Regions from separate parts of the Mus musculus genome. Here region 1 is linked to region 2. The links are chromatin loops, found by intact Hi-C in ENCODE. Cell type or tissue: heart. All regions are shown on one strand.

What was found. Hi-C counts contacts between places; a loop is a spot of excess contacts. Peaks named below come from ENCODE experiments on the same cell type or tissue, not always from the same donor. Only the 100,000 strongest peaks of a DNase experiment are listed, where the experiment ranks them.
Region 1: a loop joins it to region 2, with 15 times the contacts of the local background. A loop is called at or near these places in 13 of 42 quality-filtered maps.

Annotation. Positions count from the first base shown.
Region 1 is chr9:23,246,336-23,254,335 of GRCm38, forward strand. All of the region lies in intron 2 of Bmper (BMP-binding endothelial regulator), which reads left to right. Among named protein-coding and RNA genes, the nearest start is that of Bmper, 27 kb to the left of the region's middle. In heart, a CTCF peak has its summit at 3,900 (motif pointing left); DNase peaks (open chromatin) are centred at 236 and 3,906; H3K4me3 peaks cover 42 bases.
Region 2 is chr9:22,554,237-22,562,236 of GRCm38, forward strand. All of the region lies in intron 5 of Bbs9 (Bardet-Biedl syndrome 9 (human)), which reads left to right. Among named protein-coding and RNA genes, the nearest start is that of Bbs9, 83 kb to the left of the region's middle. In heart, a CTCF peak has its summit at 3,313 (motif pointing right); no DNase peak of the experiment used is centred here.

The DNA of each region.
Region 1 (8,000 bases), 690 kb after region 2:
ATGCGGGTAGTAAAAGACATGATTCTGGCCAGACAGAACAGCAGGGTCCTTACTCCTTTCTTTAACCCCCCTGCCTTTTTCTTTAATCTCCTTCTGTTTTGTGTTGCAGAGAAGTGAATTTCTTCATGGGATATGACTTGTTGCAAAATAATCGTTGGCCCCAGTGGGCTTCATAAAGTCTTTTAAATGGTCGGGTTTCAAGGGCAGCTTTGTCCCGAGTTTGTACTGCGAGCTGGGCCGGAGGAGGCCGTGTTTGCCAGGGCCCAGGTCTCTGGGGTAAACTCACTGAGCCTAGACAGGGAAGAAAGAACAACACTCCCAGATGTAGTACAATGGGCTGCACGATGTTCTTACAAGACATTTTAACACAAAGTCTCCAGAATTATGGCTCTGGGATGCTGCAAGGCTCATGGGAAGATACGCCCGTACATACACATTGAGGAAGAAATGAAAGGACTTGAGAGAGTTGAGTCCAGCTTCTGATCCATCTTGCAAATGATCTCGACTGGTTACTTAGAAGCTGGGGCTCGTTTTTAAGTCAGAGATATAATCTGTCTTTCCTAAAACGCAGTATTTTTTTTTTTTAACTTGTGTGTTCAAAATGAAACCATAAAACACCAAGGTTTATAATGGTCTGAAAGTTGGGAATGCTTGATGAAGGAAAATATTTAAATTCTTAGCTGCTGAGAAAGATGGCTCCTTTGAGCCTTTCGACAAAGCTATGAACTGTAGTGGTTAAGTCACACTTCCCTAGCAGAGAGCCCGGTGTGAGTCTCTGCCCTGGCTATCTGGGAACGAGAGTCCCGACAGACTAGCTGTGCAAACTTGGTCCTGAGTTTTCTTCCTCAAAAAGCAGAAGGAGCACCAATGCCTTCCCAAGGCTCGTTGTGTGAGCGAAGGGTCCAAACAGCACTACAGGTGTTCAGTCCAGTCAGGACTCTCAGGGTTTTAGAAATGTGGGTGCCTGTGATGAGGTCAGCATCTTCTGGACAGCCCATGCCACTCACTATTTGACTAGAGACAGGCCGGGACACTTTGAGACCTTGACCACTGAAGGAATTTGCAAAAGTGGTGAAGGTTAAGGGTGGAGAAAAACTTGGAAATGCTACTTCCTGAAACAAGCTGGAGGCTCAAACTGCAGGAGCCACAGCCCTTCCCCTCCCTATTTTCTGACTGAGTTCAGCTCAGCTCAGGAACAGGGAAGTTTTGGAAACCACATCACTCTTCTGAGGACCTTTCACTCCTACCTTTCTCACACTAGGAATGGTTTTGTTAGTCTCTTTTCCTGCCAAATTCCATTGAACTACTGCATGACCCAATGTCTTGTATTTGTGTGCCCTTAGGCTTTGTGGCAGGTAGACTACCTTTTACTTTTTTCTTCTGGCTCTTTCTTTATAAGAATTATGAAGAGGTCAGTTGTGTTATTAAGAATGAAGAACGAGCAGGGGAAAATGTAATTTAAAAAAATAAACTATGAAACAAATTTAGTATTGCCATTGACAACTAGTGGGGTATCTCAGCACACCCTTGGAAATTATTATGATTTTCTCATTTCAAAAGATCTCCTGGGCTGGTGAGGTGGCTCAGTGGGTAAGAGCACCTGACTGCTCTTCCAAAGGTCCGGAGTTCAAATCCCAGCAACCACATGGTGGCTCACAACCATCCGTAACGAGATCTGACTCCCTCTTCTGGAGTGTCTGAAGACAGCTACAGTGTACTTACATATAATCAATAAATAAATCTAAGAAAAAAAAAAAAGAAAGAAAGAAAGAAAGAAAGAAAGAAAGAATCTCCTGATCACAGAGGAATCATTACTTCTGACAGTTCAAACTGCCAACTTCCTTTGTGTCTTTAGGCCCCACATAAACCTTTCTTTCTTCAACATTTGCTTATATCTCTGCATTCAAGAACGTCTAAGGCCTGACATGTACTGTGAGGTCTCCTCTCTTTCCAAGTCCTGGGCAAGCCCTTCCGTGGTTGTCTTACACTAGCACAGGCTAAAGATATTACTCCTATGGCCCAGGTGGTTAGTTTTCCTGGAAAATTCCCAGAGTAGCTCTACTACACGTTAATCTATTTCTAAAATCTCAAGGTTGTGTTGGAGCTAACCTAATTCTAATACGACATACCTATAAATTTTAATGCTGTGTCTTAGCAACTAACCTTCTTGCCTGGACCTTAATCCAGGCCTGGGAATCACACTGAGTTCCCAACTAAACTGCTTGCCAGTTCTTTGAGGGGCCTGAGACACTTTTGTTCACTATGGACTGTTTCTTCCTCTGAAAAACTTAAGGAACCTATGAGGATTAATGAAATAATGTCTGCAGAGTTCTTCAGAAGAAATGTGCTATGTAAACACCAAGTATTATTCTTCTGTTTATGAGGAGTAGTATAATATCGCCTCTGAGAAACTGGGACTTCTGTTTAAAAGTACCATAACATCCCCTTTGGCTCTTTGGGGGCTTGAGTTGGGTTAGAATGGGGTACTTCAAGGAGAAGTTGAGCCATTTAACTTCATGCATGGGGAGACTAGAAATTCTAATGAGAATATAGTCGTTGATGTTGGATCGGTTTTTCGTGGTCTCCTTCCTCAGAAAACCTGGCAAAAACCATCCATATTCCTAAGAATGAATTCCTGTCTGAGCAGTTTTGAGACTGCATATGTGAAACACCACCACGTGTGCTTTAGATAAGGCCTTTAGGAATCGTCTGCAGGGTCAGAGTGTCCCATGATCCTCACCCATTTCCACGGCTTCTAATCTGCAGGGAATTCTTTCCAATATCCTTTTTGCAGATAAGATGCTTGAAGCTCGAATTTATCCCTGTTCCACAGAATGGAGTGGAGTGAGCCATGAGAGAACTGCTTCATCTCTCACAGTTGCCAGGGTTATGGACAAGTGCTTTTCTCTAGCAGCTGAAAATAGAGGGCCTGGAGGCATTGGAGATAGATGCATGTCTTCACCCTGGATGTTTGCATCTGGATGGGGGAGGCATTGGAGATAGATGCATGTCTTCACCCTGGATGTTTGCATCTGGATGGGGGAGGCATTGGGGATGGATGTGTGTCTGCTCTTCTGGATGTTTGCATTCGGATGGGGATGTTTGAAGGCTTTTCTATAAGTCCCTTCCCCAAGTTAGATTATCGTGATGAAATGGCAGAGGGATGTGAGCATACGTCTAGGAGGGAGTCCTAACCTAGGACAGAGCCACTCTGAGCTGTTTATCCTCTCCAACAGTACTCATTGACCCATGTGCTCTATTGACATCATTTGGTGGTGGTGGCGGGTCGGGGACCACAACTCCACCGTCTTCCTAGTCTTCTGAAAAAGGATCTGGCTGTTTGAATTAGCATCTTTGTGCAGGGCCAGTGGTGTGTCTTTGGGGAAGATCTTGCTTTCACAGGGACCAGAACAGAAGGAAACTGAGGGTTCTTCCAGGAGAGACTTGTGCAGTGTGATATCTCTAGTATGGCACATCAGCCATATTGTAGGACATTTGTGATACTGTTTCGTGGTTTAATCATACTGTCTGCCAGCAATAGTCTTGCTTCCACCTCTGCCACTATATTGGCTGCTGAGTTCCTATCTTCAGTTTATTGTTATTATTTTTTTTAACATAGATAAAACATGGGATAATAGTTTCTACAGTCTATAATAGGATTGGTTCTTGAAAAGTGTTTTGGAAAAAAAATATCTTCAGGACACTTGTGGAAATATTCAAGAGCATCTCCACGGAATTTCTCCTTTCCATGTGTGGAAGCAACTAGAATCATTTCATGTTGGTGCTTAGTTGTCTTCAGTACTCATGATCCCACTCTCTCCAGACAGGAGACAGTTCTGTAGGCAGGAGGCAGGCTCAAGGCTGCAACTCCTAAGGCCGGGGAGCTCCGTGCTGCCATCTGGCGGCAAGTGTCAGACTCAGCAAGCTGGCTGCTGTCATCCTGTCTGTACTTGGCTTCTGCTGGAGCTGTGGTTTGGCTGGCGTCCTTATGGAGTTTTCTTGCCAGACATGTAATTTTTTTTTAAACTCTCTATACCACCCCCTTACTTTTTGCATGTTAACAAGTTGTTGAGGGTGCATTTCAAGGCTATGATTTTTTTTGGGGGGGGGAAGCATTTGTTGATATTAAGGTGTCTGTGGTCCATCTTTCTGAAAGGAGACACTGGTTCAGACTTACCTCCCCAGCTGGCTGATCCTAGAGATGGTAAGCACAGAGACATGGTGACCGAGAAAGCAAAGAACCATGAAGTGATCGCAAACACGATGGCTAGGTTATTATGTTTTCACCTTCTCCTTGTGTGAATATGGCCTTTTGGCCATTGTTTCTGTTTGCTTAGAATGCATGATTCTGCAAACCCACCTAGAATTTGTGGAAAACTTAGGGTATCAGTCTGCCTTTTCAGAGGTGTGATAGGCCTGGCCCTGTTGATATCTGATCATAGTCATATTTCTTGTCTCCTCAAAGCAGACAGTGTCTGTAACAGTCCCATGACTCTGAGGCTGGTCCTTGGAGTGATTCTGCTGGAAACGGGACTCGTCTCACATGTGGAAATATACTAGGAGGACCCAAGCGGGATATTGTTTTCTCTCACTCTGTATCCTGAATGCCCACAATGTACCCAAGTACTGAAGTGTAGGTAGCATTTGCATGGCAGAGATCAGTGTTCCAGACCTCTCTCACTTGTGTTTGTTGCTCCGTGGGGACATGTCCCAGCCTTACTTCTTTATCTGTAGAATCAGGCTAAGATGAAGTTCTGTGTGATCTTCCTTAGCTCAGAGTCTAAATATCATCAGAGGAAGTGAGCAGTATGTGTGAATCACTATCAGAAAGTGTTTGCTGAGTTAAAACCCGAACCGAATGAGTCGCACGCTTAGCCTCAGCTGTGATCTGTGCTGTGAGGATGACAGACTCCTGAACACGGGGCTTTGTGTATAACACTCCTTGCCAGAGCCACTGTCTCCAGGATATGGGGTTTTGTGACTTGTCCAAGCCCAGGAAGCCAGGCAAGTGGTGTTAATTACCTGTGTCTGAATTTCCCATGTAGCTGTTAGGCTCAATTAAGGGGATGAGGAAGCAGGGTCCCCACGGTGATCTTGCAGCTCTATTATTTCTTTCCTCAAGGGCCTGGGATTCTAAGCCCATCCTCACATCCACACCAACCAGATTCCAAACAGACTCCAAAAATGATGGGATCTGGCAGTTCCAACATGACCCCAATAGGATGTAAAAAATCCTAAGGGTAAACAGAAAGGAAATTGTATCCCCTAAATATATACCCAAAGCTTAGGTATACATGCCTGTCTGTCTGTCTGTCCACACATATTTAAAACTTCAGATGTGACTGTACAAACCATTTGCCTGGAATGCCGTGCATGGTGGACAACAGCTAAAATGCTCTTTATTGTGAATCTTGGGATCCTGTTGTGGGTTTTGACTCTGTTCTGGCTTTCTAATTCAGCCAGCAGTTCTAAAGAACATGCGCACCTTCCCACTCACCCGCTCTCACATTGCTTCTCCCCATCACTCTGACTGTCCTGAAAGTTTGAACTCTGAGGACTCCTCCTTTTAGAGAGGACACTGTCTTAGGGGGACCCTTCTCCAAGTTTGCTGCACTCATAAATGCACTTGAGACTGAATCTCTGCTTGCGATATTCATATCAGTCCCAGTCTTCCCGGGGTGAGGGAGTCTGCGCTAAAATAGGAGTTGTAGAATCCACGCGTGGCAAATGGAGTCACAGCTAGTAATTTTAAGCAGTGCACACGTACATAGGCATACACGTGCACCCGTTAGGTGCTCTTGTTGCCTTCAGTGGGAATATGGCCAATAATACCTAAAATTTTAAAAATGTATCACTAACCATCATCGTTGGGACGAGAAGACCTGGAGAATTGGAGGGCTTGGAGCCAGGCCACCTGGTCTGCTGTCTCCATAGGCTCTAGACAGCTCCGTCATCTGCCTCATCTTCACTGGACACAAGGACACTCTTACAGCTGTGCTTTATCGACTTAGCCTTTTTACATCATTCAGATCAGCGCTGCAGTGGGTGGGAGGCACAGGCAGCTTTCCTTAAGAGCTCCTCAGCAGTGGTAGGGCTGCTCTAACGAACAGATGAGAAGGGAGACTACTGTACCACAGGATCTGAATGAATGAGTGAGGTTAGCTCTGTGGGTATAACAACCCAGGACAGACAATGGGAAAATCGGGGGGGGGGGGAGGGGAATGAGGGAGGGAAAGAGAAAGGGAGAGAGGGATGGAAACAGGGAGGGAGAGAGAGAACGGACAATTCTTTGCCCATGTCAATCACACCCTCTTATCCCTCACTGTCAACCGATAAATGCAAATAAGACAAAACAATGACAAAGCAGAACAACAGCAACAGCAGCCCTGCTGGACGAGGTCCAGGTGTCTGTGGCGATTGCTCTTTCTCCGTACATCCGTCAGACTTGAGACGATCTCGGGGATATTAACTCAGGCCATGGCAGGCCTCAGGTGACCTAGCAAAGCAACAACAGGGCAGGGAAGTGGCAAGGCTTCTGTAGAAGGAGAGCTGTTGAAAGGCAGACCCTGTCCTCTCTGCCCCCTCTCACCCACCATAGGACTGCCATGGTGATTGGCACGGGGTAGGGTTCTGTGACTCCTTGGAAGGCCCAGTCACCTGAAGGAAGATGATAATCCAGGCTGATTTCAGAATTAGATGCTGTGAGTGTCTTGTAAACTGTAGCGCATAAAAGAAATTTGGGGTGCAACACAAAAGGGGTGCATTTTCTCTTACAACTGCCAGGGTAGGTGAGCGTAGGTCGGGCACTCAGACTCTAATGTGCACACGTGTGCACCCTCCCAGCCTTCCTTCATTCCTCATACACCCCATAGCCTCATCTCCGAGGTCCTAGACCAGGGGTGATGAGGCCTTCCTTCCACCCTTGAGCTGTACTCTTCAAGGACACTGAGAACACTAGACTCTTCTTAAGGTCACTTCTGTGCATTGTCCTATTCTCTTCTGAGGAGACCTTTAGGCTTGTCCCAAGCTGAGCAGAGCTGGTGTTGTGGATACCTAACTTGCCACTTGCCGGGAAGCGAAAGCCATAAGTAGCCACAGCCTTAGCTCAGACCTAGGCCATGGCTGGTGCACATTTGGCACTTGTAAAAGATTCTCCCTGGGGCCCCGGGAGCCATTTCAGACCAGAAGGAAGGCCAGCTACCCTCTCTGAGTTGTGGTTTGTTTTCCTTATCTATAAAATTGATCTCATGGGATTTAAATCTCGATGGAAGCCACCTCACGGGGCCTATCATGAGCCTTTGTTACTTTGGTCAGGTTGTGTGATCAGGAGAACACCTCCCCGCTCTCTATAGAGCTAGGCATGCCATCATGTTCAGATCTCATCTAAGACATTTTAACAGCTAACCTTTCGGGATAAACCAAAGATGCAAATGCTTACCACACTTTCATTAGCATAAGTGCTAATGTAATGCAGCTGTCCCACAGCTATAAAACACTGAGGGCTGTGTCTGTACTTGGCATGTGGAATATTATTTTTTCTCTTACTGAACTGATTCAATGCTCAACTTTGTCGTTATTTGAGTTGGAACTTTAGATCGGTGCATTTTAATGCACTCCACTATTAAGGCTTGCTGGACAGCCGTGAGAAAATATTTTTGTTCTCACGATGCAATCTTGGCCCAGGTAGCCAATGGGCAAAATATGATTTCCACAAATATTATCATTTCTGGAGTGTGTACTGAAAGGAAACCTTAGGATGGGACTGGAGCAAGTTCCTTCCTCAGCATGGGGTTATCTGGGCAAGGCTGGCATCTGAAGACAGAGCGTACCCACTCCCCTCATCTCTAAAAGTACGATACTTTCCTAAAGTCCCGTATTCCTGGGGGATAGTTCTATTCCAGGGGAAAAAAAATTCCATCAGCTATCTCAGAGTTTTCTTGCCAAGTTGAAGGCAAGATAGGAAGAGGAAACTGCAGCTGCTGCTTTGGATTCCGAGTGAA
Region 2 (8,000 bases):
TACAGAGTGAGTTCTAGGACAGCCAGGGCTACACAGAAAAACCCTGTCTTGAAAAAATCAAAAAAACCAAACCAAAACCAACACCACACACACACACACACACACACACACACGTCTGCCACATAATTACAGAAGCCACATGATTATCTCATTAGGTACAGAAAAAAGTCCAACGTCCATTCTTGATGCTGGAGAGTCTGTATCTGTAGAGCTGGGGCCAGGGTGGGTTCTGGGCTCTGGAACATGGTGGCTTAGGTAGCTATTGTGAGCAGAATCCTGCTTTTACTAAAAGTTAAATGTCTATCTTGATCTTGCCTCTTAGGGAGTGTGTGTATCCATGTGTAAGCATGTGCAAGGCTGGGCTTAGGGAGTGTGTGTATCCACGTATAAGCGTGTGCAAGGCTGGGCATGCAGTGCTATGTTGACAGTTATTTTTCAATTCATTGAAGCAATCATGTTTTTAGATGAGCTTTTTAAAAAAACTTTCTGTTAGATGATCTTCCTTTCCTATTGCTGTTGTGAGATTCTGTGTACATGTTTGGTATTCCATAATTTCTTTTGGGTCATCTAATAGATTTATTTCTACTTGTCTAACTGGGATTTATTGGGCTTAAAAATGGATTTTAAGGTTCTGATGTCCAATAATTCTAAACAATGCTCAGTGATTATTTGTCCTTTATTTATTTATTTATTTCTATTTATTAGTGACTTTTATTTGTTTGGGGTTCCCTGTGTCATTGAAGCTCCCCCAGTGGCTCTGTCCCAGCCCAGCTGTGTGCACGCAGTCCGGCTCGTCCTGCTGGGAGTTTAACTTCACAGCATCTCCTCTCTATTTCTGAGATGCATTTTGCACAATTTATTTAGATTTACTTTTCTTTTTCCTACATCACTGGCATTTAGCGTGACAAATTCTGTGTGACAGTGTGTCTCTGTAGCCTAGGCTAGCCTTGAACTGGAGGCTATCTTCCCTCAGCCTCCCGAGGGCTGCGATCACACTCAGGTGCCACTATGTCTAGCTAGCCCTGGGTCCCCTCTAACCCTGCTCTTGGACTTGTGCTCACTTGGTTAACTCTATTCCAGCAGTCGTCCCCATACATTCTGATAAAGTCTGCCACCTACAAGAATCTCTTACTGTATGTCAGTCATACATAATACATTTGTATATATTTTAAAAGAGCCAGTAGGAGAGGAGAGATGTGATTTATTTTGGAAGCAATGCTTCTTGTGAGCAAAGGAAATTCCGAGATTTTATTTGGGCGCTTATACATATTCATAGGAGTGCTTTAGATTGGGCACAGCCCTGAGCATGCTCATTAGAGGGTATGTTCCTCAGCATGCCCAGTTTAAGGTTGTAATCGAAGAGGGAAACATGGTGGACACATTTGGAGTTGGTTTCTGTTGTGGCACATGTACCTCTGGGCTTGCTCAGCTTGCCCTTGGCCATATTTTTAATGCCTACCTTAATTTCCTTAAGCTTAGGAATGTCATATTCTTATGTTCTGTCATTTTCAGTATGTGAAGTCTTTGTGAGTCTAATCCCACTGTTGCTGTCTCCCGCTCGTGTCTCTCTCAGGTCCCTGTATGATGTGGTTTTGACTGAGGTCGAGTTTTCAGAACTTTATTCGTGTGAGTGATTGGTGTGGTCCTTTAATCTTTGAGCTTTCTTTGGTTATATGCTTGGTTGTATTTCTAGCCCTGGACCATTTTATTCTAAATTCACAGATTTATTTATTTATTTATTTATTTATTTTTTGGCTATCTGATAGAATGGTTTAGTCAGTAAATTTACATTAATGAATTACATTACAGAATAAATTTTATGAATTCTTAAGAGAGATTTTTCCCCCTTCATCTGGTTCCAAGTTCTGATGTGTGCATTTTCTTTTCTTTCCCCTTTGGTTGAGGTAATGCTATTTCTGAATTCTGTTCATATTAGGGGTCAAGTTCTTTGTGGTCTTAGGTTTGTCTGGAGCGTGGTGGGGGGCTCTGTCCTGGGCAGCTCCGCCCCATCCTCCCCTTTTCTGTGTGTCATTTGAGAGCATGAAAACGAAAGCTTATGTTTAGATTATCTGGCTTAGGAAAATGTCCCGAGGGCTCTGTGTACCTTTGTGGATTCCACTTTCACTTCGGTTTTGGCTTCTGAATTTTATTTCCTTTGTTTCTTGGCAGCATATTGATATACTTTAAATTCTGCTTTTAACAAATATTTTATTCAACACAGAGAGTAGGTGTTACTTGATATTTCTTTCCTTTTTTATAATTTAATTGTTGATGAGCAACTATATCAGGCTTTATCTGTCCAATAAAATACTTAATATTTTATACTTAAATCTGATGTCATAAGTCCATGACATGCAGTTGTGATGGTAGGCTACCTTAAATATGGAATTAAAGAGATCTCATTAGGTGCCTGCTGTGTGGATCTGTGCAGCTGGAGAGACAGCCGTGAGCCGTGACACTGCTGTTCGGCTGCTGTGTGTCCCTTAGCAGACCACAGAGCTTCCCTGAGCCTCAGTTCCCGCCACAGGAGGACAATGGTTCTTGACCTTCTTCCCTTACAGAGGAGCTGCTCGGCTGAGCCAATGACAAGCGGGCTGGCACTACTTTCGTGGAGATTATGGTAAAATCTTTGATTCCGGTAATTTCACCGGAGTATGTGAGACGAGACATCGTTGACTGCCATCCTTGTTCTCCTCAAATCAACTTCACTTCTGTGTTCTTCAATTACTTTCCTCTTTGTGTGATCTCAGTGAAATGGAGAGCACAGAGCATGTGTCAAATGAATCTTTCACTAAGAAAGATTCATTTGACACATGTAAGTGGCCCTGCATAGCTTTACATTTATACATGATACAACATTCATGTGCGTGTGCGTGAGTGAGGGTGAGTGTGTGTGTGTTCTCATGTGCAGTTACGTATGTGCCCGTGGAACAACCTTGGCATCATTTCTCGGTTACTGTCCATCTTTATGTTTCTCAGAGCCTTTCATTTGCCTGGAATCTCCAAGTAGGTGAGGCTGGCCAACCAGTGAGCCCCAGGAATCCCTGTGGCCCTGGGGATTGAGCTCAGACTGTTGGCTTACACGGCGGCAAGCTTTACACACGAATTTATCACCACAGCCCACACTTCAGTGATTTAAGGCATCAAAATGATAGAGAATAGTAAAATCCCAGAAAATATGGGAATGGGTAAGGAACATTTTTACAAAGTAAATGTCTGGCTGGATATAGTGGACAGAAGAGAGATGGTCTCAAAAAAGTCCAAGGCAAACAACCCAAGTCAGTTGTTGCCTGGTAACTCGCGATTCTGTGCTGGACAGCAGAGGGCGCCCTCGCCTCACCCTTTGATTTCCTGAGGCCTACCTTGGAGTAGGTAACAGAAGTACCTACTCATCTAGGCCTGAACAGGATTCGAAAACAGTTTTTCCTTTGTCCTTGGCTTAGTGAATAAAATCCCCTCCCCTCTGGGGCTTCCCCTGAGTGTGATGAGCCGCCATGGCTGCCTTGATGCTCACCGACACCCCGACACCCCCGGAGGCTCTTTGGACCGATCTGCCCTTGCGTCTGGGGCTCGTAGGATACTGCTAATAAATTAGCTGCTTGGGCGGCTTGATTGTTGTGGCAGGTCTGTGCTTGTGACCTTTGTTAAAGATGCATTTAACTGCTTTCTTTAAGGAAAAGCACGATGTGATATATTAAACAGTGGTAATCGGTACTCTGAGCCCTGCGACAGAAGTTCACGAAGTATCATCTAATTCAGTTTGGCTAGCCATTTCAGATCAGAGGTAGAGTTAAGTTTTTTTTTTCTTCTTAAAAGTTAAATTCTTTATTTTTTATTTGTTAATTTTTTTTACACTCCATATTTTATTCCTCCTCTCCCACCCTCCGGCTGTTGCACATCCCACACCTCCTCCCACCCACCTGTCTCCACATGGATGTCCCCACCCCCACCCCACCTGACCTCTAAACTCCCTGGGGCCTCCAGTCTCTTGAGAGTTAGGTGCATCATCTCTGAATGAACACAGACTCGGCAGTCCTCTGCTGTATGTGTGTTGGGGGCTTCATATCAGCTGCCTGATTGGTGTTCCTATCTGAGAGATCTTGGGAGTCCCGGTTAATTGAGACTGCTGGTTCTCCTACAGGATCGCCCTTCTCCTCAGCTTCTTTCAGCCTTCCATAATTCAACAACAGGGCTCAGCTGCGTCTGTCCATTGGTTGGGTGCAAATATCTGCATCTGATTCTTTCAGCTGCTTGTTGGGTCTTCTGGAGGGCAGTCACGATAGATCCCTTTTTGTGAGCACTCCATTTGTGAGCCTCAGTAATAGTGTCAGGTTGGGACCTCCCCTTGAGCTGAATCTCACTTTGGGCCTGTCACTGGACCTTCTTTTTCTCAGGCTCCTCTCCATTTCCATCCCTGTAATTCTTTCAGACAGGAACAATTATGGGTCAGAGTTGTGACTGTGGGATGGCAACCCCATCCCTCATTTGATTTGTCTTCCTGCTGGAGGTGGGCTCTATAAGTTACCTCTCCCTACTTAGATTTAATTTTTTAAAAGATTTATGTATTTATTATATGTAAGTACACTGTAGCTGTCTTCAGACGCACCAGAAGAGGGCTTCAGATCTCATTACGGATGGTTGTGAGCCACCATGTGGTTGCTGGAATTTGAACTCAGGACCTTTGGAAGAGCAGTCGGGTGCTCTTACCTGCTGAGCCATCTCACCAGCCCCCTAGATTTAATTTTTAATAATATTGTGTATGCAGAATAGGTTCACAAAATGAGAACATAAACAATTTTGTGTGTTTTCATAAGTGATCTCTGAATTTCTTATGACTATTATTATTTTTTTAGTATAGAATAGAGTTTATTTAGGACATGGGAAGGGGAGAGGAGAAGGGAGTAGAGACAGAGAGAGAAAGGGAGAGGGGAGAGGGGAAGGGAGGGGAGGGGAGGGGAGGGGAGGGGAAAGAAGAGGCCAGCCAGGAACATGGGGTGGGGGGGAGGGGAGAAGGGGGTCAGAGAGGGAAGAAAGTCAGAGAATAAGAGCTCTTATACCTATTATCCTGAGTAGTTTATCTGGCTTTGAAACTAGCTGGCTTTCTGAATGAACAGATGCAGCTGTGTTCCATTCCATCTCTAAGAGTTTATCTTTCAGATGAGGAATTTTGAACACATGGATTTTATTGTGTAATGGCATCCATCTTGTTTCTCATATATTATTTAGAATTAGAGAGAGAGAGAGAGAGAGAGAGAGAGAGAGAGAGAGAGAGAGAGAGAGAGAGAAGAGAGATTGAGAGGGCAGGGCAACCGAATATAAATGAGAACATAGTGAATGAATGTGTGTGTGTTTGGGCAGTGAAGTCACAGTTAGCGACAGCTCATTCTCTGTTTCCAGATAGGATTTTGGCACAAAGAATACTTAAAAGAGGATTGTTAACTTATTTAATTGTGTGTGCATGTTTACACGTGTAAATGCACCTGTATATGTTTATGAAGCCAGAAGAGCACGTTATGTGCCTTCTTCTGTCATTCCCCACCTAGTTCTTTGAGGCAGGGTCTCTCCCTGAATTTGGCACTCAAGTTGTCTTTGATACCGTAAGGTGGTAAGTCTAGAGATCTTCTGTCTCTGCCTCCTCCTGCAGAGCTGGGTTGCAGGTGTGTGTTGGATGCTCAGCATCTTACGTGATGCTGGAATCCATTGCTTGCCTCTTGAGACTGCCCAGCAAGTGCCCTCACTGCAGAGACATCTCTCCAGCCCTACGGAATACCTTTTATGTGATTTCGTTAGTTATCAACTTAAGGACATTGCTGTCTTAGGGAAAATAAATCTAACTTAGGCAGACAATCATCCTGAACAGTCAGTGGTTCATATACACTCAAGTTCTGGGAGGGTTTTCCATAGTTAAAAATCTTAAAAAGTGCTGGAGAGATGGCTTAGCAGTTAAGAGCACTGACTGCTCTTTCAGAGGTCCAGAATTCAATTCCCAGCAACCACATGGTGGCTCATAATCATCTGTAATGGGATCTGATGCCCTCTTCTGGTGTGTCTGAAGACCGCTACAGTGTACTCAGATACATTACATAAATAAATAAATAAATAAGCCTTTAAAAAATCTTAAAAAGAACCCTTTCCTTTGACAAAGAGGATGAGTTTCTAGATATGTGTGTCTGTTCGTGTGTTTGTGTGTATGAAATTATGAATGTGTGTATGTGTATGTTTGTATGTATGTATGTATGTATATATGTATGTATGCTGTACTATGTATGTGTGTGTGTATGTATGTGCATGTGAATGTATGTATGTATGTATGTATGTGTGTGCTTTTTCTCCTGATACATTTTCCCCAAAGCAAAAAAACTCTCTTTAAATTTTTTTTCACTGTTTGATTTCCACACAGTGTCACACAGTTGTGCCTGTGTAGTAATAGTGGTAGTGATGGCAGTTTATCGGATGTTTGTCAGGTGTGATAAAGTGGGCATTTCGTTATGTCTCATCCCCATAGCAGCATCGTGAAATGTCTACTTCATGCTACTACTTTCCGGATGAGGAGACTGATGTAAGTGTGGATGTGGCTGTCCTGGGGATGTTGCTTTAACCTTAGCTCTAATGAACAAGCCTTCTTCATTAGCAGTGTCTTCCGCTGTCCACCCTCTCCCTCCTGACACCCTCCAACACCTCTCGTTTGTAGTCTGAGGCTTTGTACACACCGTTCCTTCTGCTTTTACTTCTCTGATTGCCTGGCAAACTAAATTCACAAGACCCACGTGTGATCTTCCTTCTGAAGCTTTCCCCGCCTCCTGCAGCCACTGGTCAGGATCCCAAAGCCTTTTATTTTAATATGTCTTGTTCTTATATTGTTGGAGTATTTAATTAGGTTTCATATAAACTGCACTGTGTGTCTCCCAGCACATGCCAGTTAGACAGTCAATGTCTGTGAAAGTTGCTAGTGGAGAATTATGAAACCATCAATGCTCATTGCACCTGAGGAAACAGTTCTCCCGTTCTCCTGTGGATACAAGCTGTGATAAGACATTTGGGACCTTCTCTTCAGATCCAACCCGAACTCTTTTATTATTATTATTATTAGGTATTTTCCTCGTTTACATTTTCAATGCTATCCCAAAGGTCCCCCATACCCACCCCCCCAATCCCCTACCCCCCCACTCCCCCTTTTTGGCCCTGGCGTTCCCCTGTACTGGGGCATATAAAGTTTGCAAGTCCGATGGGCCTCTCTTTGCAGTGATGGCCGACTAGGCCATCTTTTCATACATATGCAGCTAAAGACAAGAGCTCCCGGGTACTGCTTAGTTCATATTGTTGTTCCACCTATAGGGTTGCAGTTCCCTTTAGCTCCTTGGGTAATTTCTCTAGCTCCTCCATTGGGGGCCCATCCAATGGCTGACTGTGATCATCCACTTCTGTGTTTGCTAGGCCCCCGGCATAGTCTCACAAGAGAGAGCTATATCTGGGTCCTTTCAGCAAAATCTTGCTAGTGTATGCAATGGTGTCAGCATTTGGAAGCTGATTATGGGATGGATCCCTGCATATGGCAATCACTAGATGGTCCATCCTTTCGTCACAGCTCCAAATTTTGTCTCTGTAACTCCTTCCATGGGTGTTTTGTTCCCATTTCTAAGAAAGGGTAAAGTGTCCACACTTTGGTCTTCGTTCTTCTTGAATTTCATGTGTTTGGCAAGTTGTATCTTATATCTTGGGTATCCTAAGTTTCTGGGCTAATATCCACTTATCAGTGAGTACATATTGTGTGAGTTCCTTTGTGATTGGGTTACCTCACTCAGGATGATACCCTCCAGGTCCATCCATTTGCCTAGGAATTTCATAAATTCATTTTTTTTAATAGCTGAGTAGTATTCCATTGTGTAAATGTACCACATTTTCTGTATCCATTCCTCTGTTGAGGGGCATCTGGGTTCTTTCCAGCTTCTGGATATTATAAACAAGGCTGCTATGAACATAGTGGAGCATGTGTTCTTCTT